2 separate regions of the Mus musculus genome follow, and region 1 is linked to region 2. Evidence: chromatin loops called from intact Hi-C (ENCODE). Cell type or tissue: left cerebral cortex. All regions are shown on one strand. Each heading gives the region's core, and the rest is flanking DNA. Links, peaks and the distances in the headings are about the cores only.

What was found. Peaks named below come from ENCODE experiments on the same cell type or tissue, not always from the same donor. Only the 100,000 strongest peaks of a DNase experiment are listed, where the experiment ranks them.
Region 1: it touches region 2 in a loop (9-fold over the local background); 3 of 42 quality-filtered maps call a loop at or near these places.

What each region holds. Positions count from the first base shown.
Region 1 is chrX:135,882,489-135,890,830 of GRCm38, reverse strand. It overlaps Bhlhb9 (basic helix-loop-helix domain containing, class B9), which reads right to left and starts at 4,980. Exons shown (of 5, transcript NM_001098222.1): 1 at 4,744-4,980; 2 at 3,905-3,986; 3 at 3,514-3,570; 4 at 2,352-2,459; 5 at 1-2,080. The coding sequence starts at 1,790. The coding sequence ends at 171. In left cerebral cortex, for the core only: a CTCF peak has its summit at 4,977 (motif pointing left); DNase peaks (open chromatin) are centred at 4,463, 4,943 and 5,307; H3K4me3 peaks cover 1,771 bases; H3K27ac peaks cover 1,988 bases.
Region 2 is chrX:135,960,082-135,968,423 of GRCm38, reverse strand. Gm31214 (a long non-coding RNA gene) reads right to left here. Exons shown (of 9, transcript XR_003953080.1): 4 at 2,258-2,617; 5 at 333-497. Among named protein-coding and RNA genes, the nearest start is that of Gm31214, 29 kb to the right of the region's middle. In left cerebral cortex, for the core only: a CTCF peak has its summit at 4,549 (motif pointing right); DNase peaks (open chromatin) are centred at 4,540, 5,114 and 5,933.

The DNA.
Region 1 (8,342 bases), core at 21-8,020, 78 kb after region 2:
AAATGGTCTAGCTTTGAGCTAGAACCTGCCACAGGTAATAATATGTAAAAGATGTTAAGACAAAAATGTGTGAGCAGTAATTACCAAAATATTATGCAAAACTCTTTGGGCATGTACAGCCAATCAAATTTTGGACACTGTTCAGTGTTCTCTTTAATTTCTGGGTCACTTTACATTCTTTCGATAATCCCCTTAACTTCACGGAATATGGCTGTAAGAGTATTGTAACTCAAGTGATCGACTACTACAATTGAACCCTTTCTAATATGCTCCTTTATGTTAATAAAGATGGCCACAGCACTAACAAGATTGGCTTTTGCCTCTTTTTGGTTAAAGATGAGTTTTAATGCTGCTAACGCCTTCATATTTATCATATCTCTGGCTGCCTTGGGATTTTCAGACATATTCAAAAATACTTTCAAAACAAGATTCCTAGTCTTACGATTTCCCTGAGACAGCAAATGGAAAAGCTCTGAAAAGTAGCTGACTACAATGTAGTGATGGACAGACTCGGTAGTCAGCTGCCCTATTATCTTTAATCCAGATTGCTGGCCAGGTGAGTTCAAGGGGAAGGACACAGTTTCTTTACACATATGCTTAACATGAAACTCTACCTTGTTGTATCTGTCATCCCCGGAAGAGTTCAGAGTAATCACAGCCTTTTTAATACTAACCTCAGGGGAAGAAAAACTGAGCAAGCTTTCAATAAGTGTCACCACGCCCACTTCATTAATGAATTCCTGGGCAAATGGATGAACCTTATGTATACCCATTGCAATCTGTGCTATTTTATGAATAAGAGGATCAGTAGTTGACTTAAGTATGTTAACAAGCTTTTCAAATTCTGGAGAATCCAAATAGCACTCCAGTTTGCAAGGGCAAGCGAAGGGCTTGATGCCATTCTCTTCTCTGATCTTGATTTGCTGTCTAATTTCATCTAAGGTCTGGATGCAAGGATCAGAACCAAATGGATACTCAGGTATAGACTGTAGGCTTGAACGAGTATTCTTAGTACAGGCTGTTGAAGTTTCCTCTTCATTTGAGGCCAGAACAATGTATGAAGAGGACCTTGCCTCAGATGAATCCTGGGATCTATAACCTAACACTGCTGGAGTTACAGCAGGAGCTTTGGGCCATATAGTTACCTCGGACCAGTCCTTTGGCCTATCTTTTTCATTAATTTCATCCACTGGCTGAGGTTTAACTATTTTGAACACAGGTTTAGGATCAGTATCAAAACCAGTGTCATCGCCTTCCCAAAACCAGTTCCCAATAACGTTCTCTTCCTCCTCCTCCTCAGCACCTGACCTAGACTTGTGGCTGGTCCTAGGTGCGGGCTCCTCAGCACGAGCCTGGATACTAGTACTAGGTTTATTTTCACACTTAGCAACAGAATTATTACTAAGCTCTTCTCCCTTCCAGAACCAGGAATTAATACCAGAATCTTCTCCAGCCCAGAACCAGTTATCACTACTGGGCTTATCTTTACGTGTGGATCTAGCAAACTTGTTCTCAGTCCTATGGTTGAAATCTGAGGTGCCTTTTACTAGAGCCTTAGATTCTGGTCTCGCTCCTTCTTTTGTCTCAGCAACTACCTTTCCCTTAGACCCTGCCTTCACCTCTGCCACTGCATCTGATTTAGAGCCTGCCTTACCTTTCCCTTTGTCCCGGCTTTTGCCTGCACCTCGGTTGGCATTAGCAGCCTCCCTCTCTGCCACAGCTCTGGCTTGTGCACTTGCCCTTTTTTCTAGTTTAGCCTGTGCCCTAGCCTTATTCTTTGAACCAGTCATGGTTGAAGCACAGTTATATACACCTGTCGAGTCTTATCCTTAGTTCTCTGTTTGTTCCGGGCTGGAAACTTTATACTTGTTAACTTAGTCAGAGATAAACTTGGCAGAAAGAGTCCAAGACAACTGTCACTTCAGTCGTTAAGAAATTCCCCTTTTTTGACATACAGTCTCTTATCAACGATAGGGACAAATTAAAGACACACTCAGGTTAGGGAGAAGACGATGATTTCCAAAGGCAGACCCGTTGAAAGCAATCTTCTCCCAATCCAAGTCTACCAGTGGAGAAAGACCTAAGGTAGGAAAAAGAAAGACTTTGAGTGTCCTCCAACTTTGGTCGTTTATACAGACAGCTACACAGAAGGACATGAAAAGAGATTTGACTTAGGGGGTTGAAGGTACAGATTAGTAGTAGACTCTGCTATCTCATTTGACTTCTTGTGTATTTGCATCCAGACCATTCTTCTCTCTCCACCATACACAACAGATGGCTGCGGTGGGAGAAGCTAAGGAGCACCCAGCCCCTTTGGTCCCATATACTGGGATACACCATCAGGTACTTACAGGTTTTCAGAAAGGCTTCACTAAAGTGTGCTGATGTGATGGGATGAATTCCTCCTTCCTCACTTCCACTGATGAAAAGCCACCCAACTGACTTCAAAGGCAGCAGAACTATGGACAAAAATACACATGGGATCAGAATTTTGAGTATTTAACAAACTGACCTAAACTTGTATCTCCATGAATCTTAACACTTCCTCATACCCTGTTCTCTTATGGCTTCTCCTTACATTTTCTGACTCAGTATCTGCTAATTATCTATTGATACAATCTTTGCTCACTGGCCTCCCACTCTCTGTAATGAATGTGAGGGCAACAACGGTTGGAAAGCTGGAAAACCTTGGGGCCAAGGTGAGATCTGGTTTCATCTGTGTGGGTTCACATTCATATTCACCTAGAACCCTAATAAAGTCTTGTTCTCTTGCTTACCTTCTAAGTGAACAACTACTTACAAGTCTTTACAGCAGCGGTTCTTAATCTTTCTAATGCTGCGCCCCTTTAAAAGAGTTCCTCACATTGTATTGAACCTAAATCATAAACTTATTTTCATTGCTACTTTATAACTGTAATTTCGCTACAGTTATGGACTGTTATGTAAATATCTGATATGCAGCATGTCTGATACGTAACTGTTATGAAAGGATCATTTGATCCCCTACCCCTAGCCCCAGAAGGGTCACAATCCACAGGTTGAGAAACATTGCTCTACAAGAACCTAGAAAGAAACAGGTTTATGGATGAAAAAGGCAGAGGCAGAAGGCAACACCAGGAACAACAGCAACAACAACAATCCCACTAAAAGGATTGACAGAACTCCCCTAAAAAGGTTCACAGCACATGTTTCTGTATACTCAGGGTTATTAAATGTCTCCCACATGTTGTCAGCCCTGCCCTAACTATCCCTCATATGTGCTCAAGACCTGTAATCTGACTGAATATGCATCCTCCTAACGGTAAAGTCTTGCATTTTCCCATTCAGGGACTAAATTTCTTTGTCTGAGGAAAAAATACAAGGTATAAAAGTAGATAGTGGAACACATGCAACTATATTTGGGAAGAAGGCAGGGAAGCTAATGAAAACAATAATTCCAAGGTCATGTTTGAAATACCAGCCTCCCTTTGTATAGCTAGATCTTGCCTCACGTGCTATGAATGCCAGTCTTACCACAAAGCAGGATGCTCGGGAGATGCTATTCTTCCCTCTGGCTGGAGAAGAGTCGACCTACATAGAAAGCAAAAGATATTGAGGAAAATATTAAAAAAAATGTTGACCATGGTATAAAATTATAGGTTTATGGGCAGATTTCCAAAACCCAAGTTCAAATACCTCTGTTAAAGAATTAGGAACCAAGTACATGATCTCCATCAGCTCCCATGTGTGACCCAAATGGCTACCTTCAGAAACTGCATCCCACCCCCCCCCACCCCCCCCACCCCGTACTGCTGCTGTATAAAACTATGAGGGACAACAAAAAGTTGGGGATGATATATGGGGGTCCCAGAAAGAGACACTTAACTCCAATAGTGATTTCAAATATTCTAAATTGAACACCCACCTGCACAAAAAGTTCTTCTTTACTTTAAGTCCATTCGAACATTAAAACAAATGTTCAAGGTGAAATGTTGAGAAAATGGATCCTGAATATAAAAGATAGGACAATGTCATAATATTTATATAGCTAGGAGTTCTGTATATATGACCAACTCCTTATTATGACCAATTCCTTGCAGTAAATTAGGTACAGGAGTCTAAATACAGAGGGCAATAAAACAATCCTGTATTGAAGGCAGATGAACTTTTCATTCTTATGTTCTGACATCTTCATAATCGCCCCTCTAATGATGTTTCACCTTCCCCAGAATACACTACCTCTACCACCCTGACAAGAGACTTTGCCACCAAGCAGGAGTCTGTGGGAAGAGACAGCACCCACGATGCAGGGCACATGGATCCCTTTCTGGAATAAGGGCCCAGGTAGAAAGGCGACTCACCAAACAGCTGAACCATCACCAGAGTTGGCCACCTGCCTCCAACCCATGAACAGCAACCTCCAAGGGGCACCACCCCCAGCTTCCGCGCCGCCATTTCTCCCATAGTCGCCTCCCCCACAACCCTTGCAGGGCCCAAACACCAAAAAGGGCCGGGGGGAAAAGCCTGCTGCCAGGCCATCTGCTCTGCAGGCCTCCAGACCCTCAGACTCAAGACACTCTGGCTGCCACCCTGCGCCCGGGGCCCGGTTCGGGTTCCCGCTTCCTCCTCCCCACCGCCTGGGGTCTCCGAGCACCGCGCACACTCCAGGGAGGCCGCGACCTGCTGGCCTTCACTGGACTGTCAGGGCCGGGCAGTGGTCCTCAGTGTGCGACCACTCGGAGCCCTCGACACACCTCCACTTGCCTGGCCAGGCGCACGGCCCAGGTGTCCGGGCTCCCCCGCGTCCCCCTCCTGCTCCCGGCTGGTCTCTGTCCTCGGCGGATCCTCTCACAGAACCCCCACCGCTTTGCGCGCGAGTGGAATGGCAGAGACGTGTCCCGCCCCTACGTCTCTGCACCAAACAGGCAGGGGCTGCGCAGGATGCGGCAAGCACAGCTCACCTCGAGGGTGTCGGGAAGGGGGCGGAGGGATACTGCGCACGGGGCTCTACGCCCCCTCCTGGACCCACTGTAGTTCCGACTCGGAGTGGGCGGGGCCAGACAGCCCCACTCCTCTTGGAGAGGTGGGTTGCACCCGTAGGCGTCTGCAGACCCCTGTTCACCCTAACCAGAGACCACCACCACTTTTTTTTGGGGGGGGGGTGCCACAACAGTGTGTGAGATGGCTGAAATCTAGAGTCTATGAGGGCTTTGGAGAGGGGGACTATGGAGAGAAGGTGGTCTGGAGATGTGGAACAGGAGGGAGCAGCGGAGGGATACTGAGTGCTCCTGTACTTCAGTAGGAAGCTGGGCTTTGCTGGCCCCCAGCCCCTCCCTGCACTCCATCTCTTGCTACCCTTCAGTTCTCTCGTAGCTTCTGACGCCAGTAGAAAGGGAGGAGGGCTTTTAGTACTGCAGCTAGAGAGGGAACAGGTAGCCTAGCAACAGTCTGCAGAGAGGACTCTTGATTCTTCATGTTTTTCTCTCAATGCTTCATGGAGTTCCTAGAGGAAAAGAAATGGGAGCAACCATTGCAGCTTACATCGCTGCCCCCAGGGTAAAGCCAGACTTCTGTCCCTGGAAAACCAACCAGAGGTCTGGGGTAAAAGTCACTTTACTTCCTTTGACTTATTTGGACTAAAAACTCATCTAGTCACATATGACATAAAAGAACTGGGAGGTGGCGTGGGAGTAGGTTGGGACAGAGTAGGTGATAGGTCAACCCAAACATAGAATGTATGAAGAAGCCTTAAAGCAAACAACTAGCATGCAAGCGAATTTTAAAATATAATTTGAAGACAAAGGAGTTTGAACAGAGGTACCCTGCATGGGTGGACCAGGCTGCTGCTCTCAGAAGACACGACTTATTAAATAAAAATCCCAGTACCAAGCACTGCGAGTTACTGGTTAAAGGGGCCTCAGAGCAGTGGTTCTTAACCTATGGGTTGCTACCTCACTGAGGGTTGAATGACCTTTTCACAGGGGTCACATATCAAATATCCTGCATATCAGATATTTACATTATGATTCATAACATTAGCCAAATCACAGTTATGATGTAACAACGAGAATAATCTTGTACTTGGAGGTTACCATAAGACAAGGAACTGAATTAAAGCATCAGGAAGGTTGAGAACCATTGCCCCGGTGGCACCTAAAACAACAGAAGCTATTGCCACATCCTTTGGCTATTAAGACTCCACTGCTGAAGAATCACACTTTTTTTTTTTTTTTTGCTGTAGGTCAGAAAAACCAATATTTTAAAAGATTTTAATTTGTTCTTTTTTTTCTGAAAACCATACTTTATTTTAGATAGTAATATATTATTAACTGATGTGATACAAATTATGTATTAACTAACACTATAATAGAATTATTCAAATATAGTAAAATTATTTGAATAGAATTAGCCCTAAATGGAATAAAAGAGAATAAAAGAGAAAAGTATCAGGTTATGTAACTCCTCTCAAACAGATGAAGTGTGGGTAAAATCCAAAAATTTAATAAATGAGACAAAGAGAAGGTAGCTTTAGGTAGCAAGGAAAGACAGAGGTAGGCAAAAGGACACGAGTCATAAGAGAGGATGCAAAACATTCAATGCCATCATACCCCTGCCCCACTGAAGGAGATGTGCGGATTCAACGTTTTCTATATTGAAGTAGAAAACCCATTTTTTGCATCCCCAAAGAATCCTATATGTGTTACTCCTTTGAGGGAGGGATTGTGAACGTTGAGCTGTCCTTTCACTCCATTGATAATTATTGTAATAGGAATTAGACATGACTAGTCCCTGAATACATGTTACATTGATAGTCTGTATATGCTTGGCCCAGGGAGTAGCACTATTAGGAAGTGTGGCCTTGTTGGAGTAGGTGTGTCACTGTGGGCATGGGCTTTAAGACCCTCATCCTAGCTGCCTAGAAGCCAGTATTCTGCTAGCAGCCTTCAGATGAAGATGTAGAACTCTCAGCTCCTCCTGCACTATGCCTGTCTGGATGCTGCCATGCTCCTGCCTTGATGATAATGGACTGAACCTCTGAACCTGTAAGGCAGTCCCAACTAAATGTTGTCCTTGTAAGAGTTGCCTTGGTCATGGTATCTGTTCACAGCAGTAAAACCTTAACTAAGACAGAAGTTAGTACCAGGGGACTAAGGTATTGCTGTGATAGGCCGGACCATGCTTTTGCTTAGAAGAATGTGGATTTGGGGACTTTGCATTTTGAAAGCATTGGAACGCTTTAAGTGGGGTTTAATGAGTTTTTCTGGTAGGAATATGGAAGACTTTGTCGCGGAGAATGATTTAAATTGTGCGGAACTGGCCCAAGAGGTTTCAGTGGAGAATTTCAATATGTGGCCTAGAGACTGTTTTGTGGTATTTTGTGAAGAATATGACTACTTTTTGCCATTGTCTGAAGACTCTGCCTGAGGCTAAGGTGAAGAGACTCAGATTAATTGCATTGACAAAGGATGTCTCAGAAACACATCATATATTTTGTTCTCTGGTTAAGTCTTATGAAGAGCATCTTAAACAAACTTAGCCAGCTGAGAAAGGAAAAATATAAAATACATAGTTCAAGTATTAAAGGAGCACCAGGAAGTGAAATGGAGCCTAATACTGTGCTCTAGGAGTGAACAGATTAAGGGATTCTGGGGAAAGATCCTACCCAGCTAAATTTAGATCCAGGCATGGTAGTACACACCATTAATCCCAGGAGACAAAGCAAGCCACGCAGATCTCTGAGTTCAAGGCCAGCCTCAAATAGAGCAAGTTCTAGTTGAAGAAAAGCTTAAATCCAGGCATGGAGTTACACACCTTTAATCCCAGGAGACAGGCATGCAGATCTCTGAGTTGAAGGTCAAACTACAGAGCAAGATCAATGACAGAGTTTAGGTAGTGAGGGAATAGGTAAAGAGGAAGCTATTGATAATGTAATAGAACAAGGGAGCCATGTTCCAGTTCTGCAAGCAGTAGAACTCAGCAGCTTTGGCCATGTGTCTCTGGCCTTATAGTCAAGACTAGAAGGAGACTACTGGGACAAATGATGCTGGTTAGCTGGAGCTAAGAAATTAGTGGTGACACATGATATGCACTCACTGGTAAGTGGATATTAGCTCTGAATACCCAATATACAATTGGAAAAACACATGAAACTCAAGAAGAAGGAAGACCAAGTGTGGATATGTCAATCCTTCTTAGAAAGGGGAACAAAATACCCATGGAAAGAATTGCGGAGACTGAAGGAATGACTATCCAGAGACTGCCCCACATGTGGATCTAACCATAAACAACCACCAACATCAGACGCTATTGTGGATGCCAACAAGAGCTTGCTGACAGGAGCCTGATATAGCTGTCTCCTGAGA
Region 2 (8,342 bases), core at 31-8,030:
AAATAGGACCAAGTAAGTATCCCCAGACCATCCTACAGAAAAGCAAGACAGAGATAGCAGGAGAAACTTAAAGCTAGGGGAACTAGGAAGCAGATAGTTTAGAACTAGTTTTTCTATCTACATGACAGTCCAAGAGGTGTACCATCAGCCAGGGATGTTAAAGATTCTCAAGGGATAAGCAGGTACATCTCCTAGATAACCCACATTGTTAGCAGTCAGTATATACCTGCTTTGCTGGGTTTCATTGAAGTACATTAAGTGAAATGAGTTTCCCACTGAATTCTCCAAGCATAAAGGCTATTTAATTGGCATTAGTCCCTGTGTTTACCTACCTAATTAATCCAGCAATGAGTCCAGAGGGGAGGCAAGGTGACAGACAGTGAAACTGTCCAGCACTCAAGCTCCAGAGTCTCCCCTGGGATTCAGTACAAAAGCAGAGTCACATTTGGTCCAGGGCCCTGGGAACAGCCACAGAATATGCTCTTGCTCATTAAAGCCTAGAAAATAAGAAAATGGATATGTGCATTGTAACAGCTCTAATAGAATATATGCATGCAAGAAGGCTCATTTTAGTCCTCTAATTGAAAATATGCATGGAGGAAGGTGTGTTTCGATTGCTCTAATAGAAAATATACATGAGAAGAAGCACAGTCTATTAGTTCTAATGGAAAATATGGAAGGAGGCACATGTCCAAGTCACATGCCAAATGTTAATGTCTATTTGTTCTTCTTTATCCCTCTAAATAGATTAAACATACAAAAAATCCACATTTCATATGAAGATTTGTACTTTTGAAATAAAACTGCAATGACATTTATTAAGAACAAACCCCCAAAATTCTTGTTAATAATCATTACAAGACAGGAAGGGGGTTACTATAATTACAAAAAAAGCCCTTTGAATAAGTTTAAAGTGTATATGTGATTCTTTGTATCTTAATTGAGAATTTAAAGATATTGCAAGTTTTACAAGTCTGTAATACTTCCTACAGAGCAATGTCTACATGAGTTTTCACTTTGGTTACAAAATTTACAAATGGCACCTGTTACTTTAGAAATAATGGGAAATGTAGTTAATTTCAGACACAAATAATCAGCAACCATACTAATCATTAATTTAATAGTATCATGCCTTCTTCTGTTGATATTATGTTCTCTGTGTATGTAGTCATAATGGACATTCATTGTCTGTGGCGTCTACTTGTCTTGACACTCAATAGTTGCCAGATGGCATGAAATAAATTTTGAGTCATCTCACATTTATAGTGAACTCTATCTTCCTTTCTGTCCTTCATTATTGAGATATGGGAGGGGGCTTTTGTGAGTAGTCATCTCACCCTGGATAAATATTTCACAGGAGAGAATGAAGAAGATTCAATCAGAAAATGGTGTTTTCCTTAAAACTATCAATGTTATAGCTCTGTATGCATTTATCTGAAATACTAACATATAAATAAATCAGTTTAAGTAATGAGATAAAAGATACTAGTTTGGATTTTTAAGTTTTTTTTTTATTTTACTCGATTTTTTTTCAGTTAACGAAACATTTATTTGTGACTGATTAGCCAGCAATTAATGAAAAATAAGGCTTTGAATTTTCCTCTTATATATTTTTACATAATTTTATTTTATGTGTATGAGAGCTTTGCCTGTATAAGTGTACCACATGTCTGTCTGGTTTCTACAAAGGAAGGTATAGGTTCCTTTGGAAGCAAAGTTATTGGTGACTATGAGATACCATGTGAGTGCTGGAAACCTGTGGAGAGCTCTTGGGGCTGCTTCTAGGAATCTGGCAAGAATATTTGACATTGGGCCAGGACAAGGAAGTAAGCTCAAAAAACAATAGAGCTGAGAAATATGTTCTTTGTATCTTGGACATCTTGATAAGTCCTGAATTCAGTGACCACGGGACCTTTGCTTATGCTTTGCTTGTTCCTTGACTACTTTGTTTATGCCTTCGGACTGACCATATTCTTCGTATGTACCTAGAATGATATAAAAGCAGACTGGGAAAAATTAAATGTACTTCAGCTGCAGTATTAGCTGGGGTCATACTATAATGGTGTCTAATTGTCTTTTCTTTCTTGAATCCTCATTCCCTCCCTCCAGACCCTGCGGACTGACTGAGCTGGCTTGGTCAGGAACCCAACCTGGTGTTCCTACATGCTGAGTTGTCTCTCCAGCTTTAGACTTTTACTCAGGTTTATCACAGTTGCTTGCTTGTCAGCAATTTACTGAGATCACATTGCCCACTTACCTTCTTTTGTCCTTCCCATCCCTACTGAGCTGGTTCTTCCAAACTAGTGTCCCTCCTACTTGGATGTCTTCTGTTTCCATAGTCAGGTCTTCTGCTTGTGTCCACAGCAGCTTTGTGTTCCTTAACTCCATATCCAGACGACAGCTTTGTAGAGTCCTACTCCCCATCCTTCAGCTCTTAAAGCCTTTTTAGCCCTTCTTTGGCAATGTTTCCTGGGTCTCTGAGTACGTGATACAGATGTCCTATTTAGGGCTTAGCACTCCTTTGATCTTAGCACTCTGGCAAGTTATGGAATATCTGTTTTCACTGTCACTCACTGATAAACATGCTTCTCTGATAAAGGCAGAGAGCCTCACCAATCTGTGGGTATAAACACAAGCATATAGAAGGCGATTTACATACATGTTCATTTAGCAAAACATCAGTATTAGATTTCCTCCTGGGGCCCATGACCTGCAGCCATAGTCTTTTAGTCAGGTTTACATTGAGTACATATTCTGTGCTATGGAGTAGGCTTCAGTTTTAATCAGAAATTGGTTAGTTTCTCCTAGAATAGTCATGCCAGTATTGCACCAGTGGTAATATCTATAGAAATGTTATCAATATTAACTTATATATAATATGACAATTTTCACCCATTAAAAGAGAAAAGTGGTATTATATTTGTGCATATTTTAAAGTTGAAAGGTTAAAGCAATAACCAGTCAATGCTAAGATGGAGGACCCTCTCTCTATAGAAACTAATTATGTACAACTCTGTCTTAGTTTATTTTCCTAAAGCTGTAATAAAAATATCCTGTCGGGTGTGGTGGCACACGCCTTTTTAATCCCAGCACTTGGGAGGCAGAGGCAGACGGATTTCTGAGTTCGAGGCCAGCCTGGTCCACAGAGTGAGTTCCAAAACAGCCGGGGCTATACAGAGAAACCCTGTCTCAAACAAACAAACAAACAAACAAACAATATCCTGACCAAAGGAATTTAAAGGATAAAGTGTTTATTTGGCTCACAATTCCAAGTTATAATGCACCACCGTGGGGAAGTCAAGCAGCCGGAACTTGAAGCAGCTAATCATATTACATCCATAGCCAAGAGCAGAGAGCGATACCTGTATGCAAGGATTCATTTCCATTTCTCCACTCTTATATAATCCAGGATTCTTAGCTTAGAGAATGATGCTATCAACAATGGTTTGGGGTTCCAAATAATCAAAATAATCCCCAACAGATATTGCCTGCAGGCTAACCTAATCTAGACAACCCCTCCCTGATACTCCTGGGTGATTTCAGATTCTGTCAAATTGACAAGTAAAACTAACCATCACACTCTTAAAAACCTAATTCACATTTAGATCCATGTAGTACAAGGGTGGGTGGGTGGGTGAGCTACCAATGGAGTAGGAGTAAGCAACTCTAATTTCTAGTTTGAGCAAAACATTTTCCACGAAAGAAAATCAGCTCTTAAGAAGTGGTTGATTGGCTGGGCAGTGGTGGCACATGCCTTTAATCCCAGCACTTGGGAGGCAGAGGCTGGCAGATTTCTGAGTTCGAGGCCAGCTTCGTCTCCAGAGCGAGTTCCAGGACGGCCAGGGCTACACACAGAAACCCCGTCGAAATGGTTGATCATACTATTTGGACAAAGAATGTGTCAATTAAGCCTAAATTAAACTAAATTACAGTAAGTCCTCAAAAAGAACAGAAGCTAAGATAAAGGAATCCCCACAGCATAAAAAAATAGAACATTTTTAATATCTAGTGACTGAAATAGATTAAAACATCCAATATAGAAATAGCAACAACTAATAAAGATGATTAACAAAGTAATAGACCAATTTAGCTTCCTTGGGGGACTTGGGAAAAGAAATTCACTGTTTGAAAAATTGAAAATACTGCAAAAGAATTTAGCATTCATGTTATCTTTCCTAGGCTAACACACTTGTCTATTACTAATGAATAGAGTAATTTACAGCAGAATCTCAGCTAATGACTATAAAATAAATTACAGAATTAGAAAATCAACTACAATAAGTCACAAAGATAGATTTTTGTTTGCATAGTTTGTAGCAATCTAGAGACTTAAATAAAAATTATCTTTTGGCTGCTTCCATATAGAAGTTTCATTTCTGCATAATATCATGGTGTATTTCATTTTTAGACTCTTGGCAGTAGCTGTTTATACTGGAACTCTTCCCTTTTCTACCCAGAATTTTAGAAATCTCGGTAGGATGAGTTTGTATTCACTTCAGTTCCACTCAATGATATTCATAATGTAGTTCAGAATTCCGCCAAGAGATGGCACCAATGGACCCCATTATTGGGGAAAACTGCCTTGGTTTAACTATGTATGACTTGAAAGCAGGAAAGTCAGGAAAGAGAAGAACCAGTGAGAGGTGGGGAGAAGAGGGGGAGAGTAGTATGTCAACAGTCGAGCAAGGTACAATGACACATCAGTATATCAATGAAATTCATTGTTCTGTGGTTAAAAATTAATTGAAATACAGAAATAAAGCACATACATTGTGCTTGTATATCATACAAGGAGAAAAATACCTCAATTATGACCTAGCTTATAGCTCTACAAACAGTAATTTTAGTACTGTTCAAAAATACCTTTAATGAATGTAAACTCATTTCATCCATGGGATGAATTATCAGGTAGCCCCAGCCTTCTGTGGCAGTCAGTAGCTTGTAGGGAGGTATTCTGAAGTGCAGTGCACATGGAAGGTAATGAAGAAAGAATGGCGGTGTCAAAAGTGAGGTCTTGGTACCTGTGTCTGTGTCCGGGAGATGGGTTGAATGAGAGGGGATGGAAGGCAGCCTGACAGGGCTCTACAGAGAGGAGTGAGTTTTTTCGTGATGATTTTTTTCTCTCTCTGGTCATCGAAAGATGCCATCTTCGACTGTGTCTCTGTAGCCATGGCAACCAGAGAAGAACAATATATTGCTAGCCAGGCCCTTAGTAATGGTAATGTAGCTATTGTCATTCCTTAGGGAGAGTCCCGCAGACCCTGATCTAGGATGCTATGAATAATCCCTCTTCTAGTTGCAAATTATCTTACAAGATACTAGGGTATTTAAGATAAATAAAAGGCTGATTGAAAGTAAGGTTCCATAAAGCGATTTCCAAGAGGTCACCATTCCCCATTGGACTGGATTTTGCTGTGAATGTAACCCCTTATATCTGTTTTGTAAAAAAGCCTAACACATTCATTGATCTCATCAAATTTTACTTTGATGAAATTGTTTTTCAGATCCTCACATCTAGGCTCTCAGATAGACGCTGTTACTTGGGGTAAGGGTCCTGCTCAGACAGCAAAGTGCAGTCTCAATTATTTCTAAGAAAATGTCAAGTAAACGCTAAGGTCATCTTGAAGGGGTTTCTACCAATTCTGAAACAATTGGTGCATCAAAATATATAATAACCAAAAAGTCTAACAAAAAATGGGAGCCTGAGTCATACGGATAAATGTATTAATAAATATGTTTTAAATAAGAGAAAAGGAAAATTTTTGCACTAATTATTCTAGAAGGATTAGCAGTGCAGGAAATGACAGATGTTTTAGTAATAAGTGATTCAGGTAAGAGCCCTAAAATGGAAGCTCTAGTGTTATCTGCACCAAATCACACAGCAGTCACTGTGTCACCATGGTAACCATGCTAGCAAGAAGAGATGGAAAAAAACAACAAGTTACCACCCTATTTTGTTTTCAGTATGAGACAGGAACCCATGTACGCTGACATGATGCACAGTAATTAACCTTATGTGTCCCTCTATCAACTTACACAGCAAACACTACTGGAAGCCTCAGTAATCCATATATTAATGTATACATAAAACCCACAGGTTATTTCCCCCTCTCTTGCCTTCTGTCTCTTCTCCCTCCCTTTTCTTTTTCTCTCTTCCTGCTCTAAGATTCCCAGAAACTCATAGAGACAAACTGCTGAAGGGTTAAAAAAGAAGAAGAAGAAGAAGAAAGAAAGAAGAAGAAAAAAGAAAGGCCACACAATCAATACATTGAATTCTGAAAGCATATCTATTTAAAAAAATCTTTTAGAAAATATCTTTTTCAGGTCTCTAGCGACGGCTCCTCAATTAAAAGCAAATATTGTTCCTGCAGAGGGCTCACATTTGGTTCCCAGAATCCAAATCAGGTGGTAAAGAACTGCCTCTACCTCCAGCTCCTGGGAAGTCAGTGCTTCTGGCCTCTGTGAGCGCCAGCACTCATGTGCACACACAGGATTAAACACTCACCATCTAAAAATTAACGTTTTTGCAGATATGATCTATTGCACTGGCTCTAGGACACATTTTTTTCTTTTTTAGTTCCCATACATTGCCAAAAATCTAAGAGGCAAACCAAAAAGCACAAGTAAGTGCAATTACCTTTTCTTATCTGAGATTGTTAACTCTTCAATAACTACTGTCAAACATTTGGCTGCTGAAAGGTCAATGAAAGGAAAATATATCACAAGTGAAATTTAAAAGTTACCAGGATGTAGATGTAGCCTAGGGGTAAAGTACTCTCCATTTGATCCACAGTATTGAAAAGAAAGATTGCTATTTACAGTTGTAAAAGTTAGCAATAGTCTGCCATCTGATATCTACATATTGCTGAACACTACAAAACAGAAAATAAGCATCTAAATAGGAGACAGCATATCTATGAGTTTCAAGAAAGCACTATTAGACTGTTTTCTTCCAGCTATTCTATGGATATAATGTGACTGCCACAAAATTACTAACACACATCTTTAAAAAATAAATTAATTAATTAACAATTTGGGTTGATTGTCAAACTCCTTATGTAAATTGAAATACAAATGCCTATTATATGAAATAACATTGAAAAAAGTCAAGTCAAAGAAAAAACCAATCTGATTTCAGGAATTCTTATAAACACAAACTACTCCAAAATTAATACTGGCATCAAAGTAAAGGAGATCAAAGGCAAAGAATAAAGGATTCAAAAACAGACAGACCATACACATTTGACCACCAATTTTTGAAAAATATACAAAGAAAATTCAGTGGAGGACAGACAGGGTAGTCTTTTCAGGAAATGATGTCGTAGCAACTGGATGCTCATATGCAAAAATGTAAACTGAAATTGATATGTTATTTCACAAACAGAACTCATCAGAATATACATCATAGATCTTAACATAAAACTCAAAATGCGACTTAAGAGACTGGCTCATTGGGTTAGAGCCATTTTCAACATTAGTATAAAATAAAGTCAGCGTTGCTATACACAGAGCAGTTATTCCAGCGCTATGGACAAAGACAGAGGGCTCCCCGGTACTTGCTGCCTACTGAGAGCCTGGTTATAGGCGGAGTGAGAGAGAGAGAGACTGAGGCAAAGAGCAAAGCTTCTCTGGCCTCCATTCAATCAGGGTACATCAATGTACACACTGGCATACACACACATGCAAGTGTACTACACAACACCTCTCTCTCTCTCTCTCTCTCTCTCTCTCTCTCACACACACACACACACACACACACACATTTTAATACCTTTTTTTTTGTTTTTAAAAAAACCTCAATGCTATAAAAAATGTAACGGAAAATCAAGGAACAAATCCTATAAATCTTGGGCTATGTAAAGATTTCACAAATAAGACAGCAAAACAACAGTCTATGTGTAAGCAAACTAAGAATTTCCTCAAAAGCGAACACTTTAACTCTTTGATTTAGACAGCTGAACGAGTTGAAAGGCATAGTTGCAACTAGGATAAAATGTTTGAACTTCATCCAGTTGTTAGAGGATTTGTAGAGTATAGAATATTGGACCAAACTCAATAAAAATAAATGCACTTTCCCTAAGTAAATTATGAGCAATATTTAAAAATAAACTCTGCAAGAGATACAGATATATGAAATAGCCTCATGAAAAAAAATGTACACTATTAATCACTAAAGAAATGTTAAAAAAGACAACCTGCGATGATATATTATTACATTCTAGGATTACATCCAAAACTCTAAAAGGCTGAATGTAAATGAGCACTGGCAAGTTTATTGAGGATGAAATTCTCCTACACAGTTGACAGCAATAAAAAATGTGCAATCATTTTGTAAGCAGTTT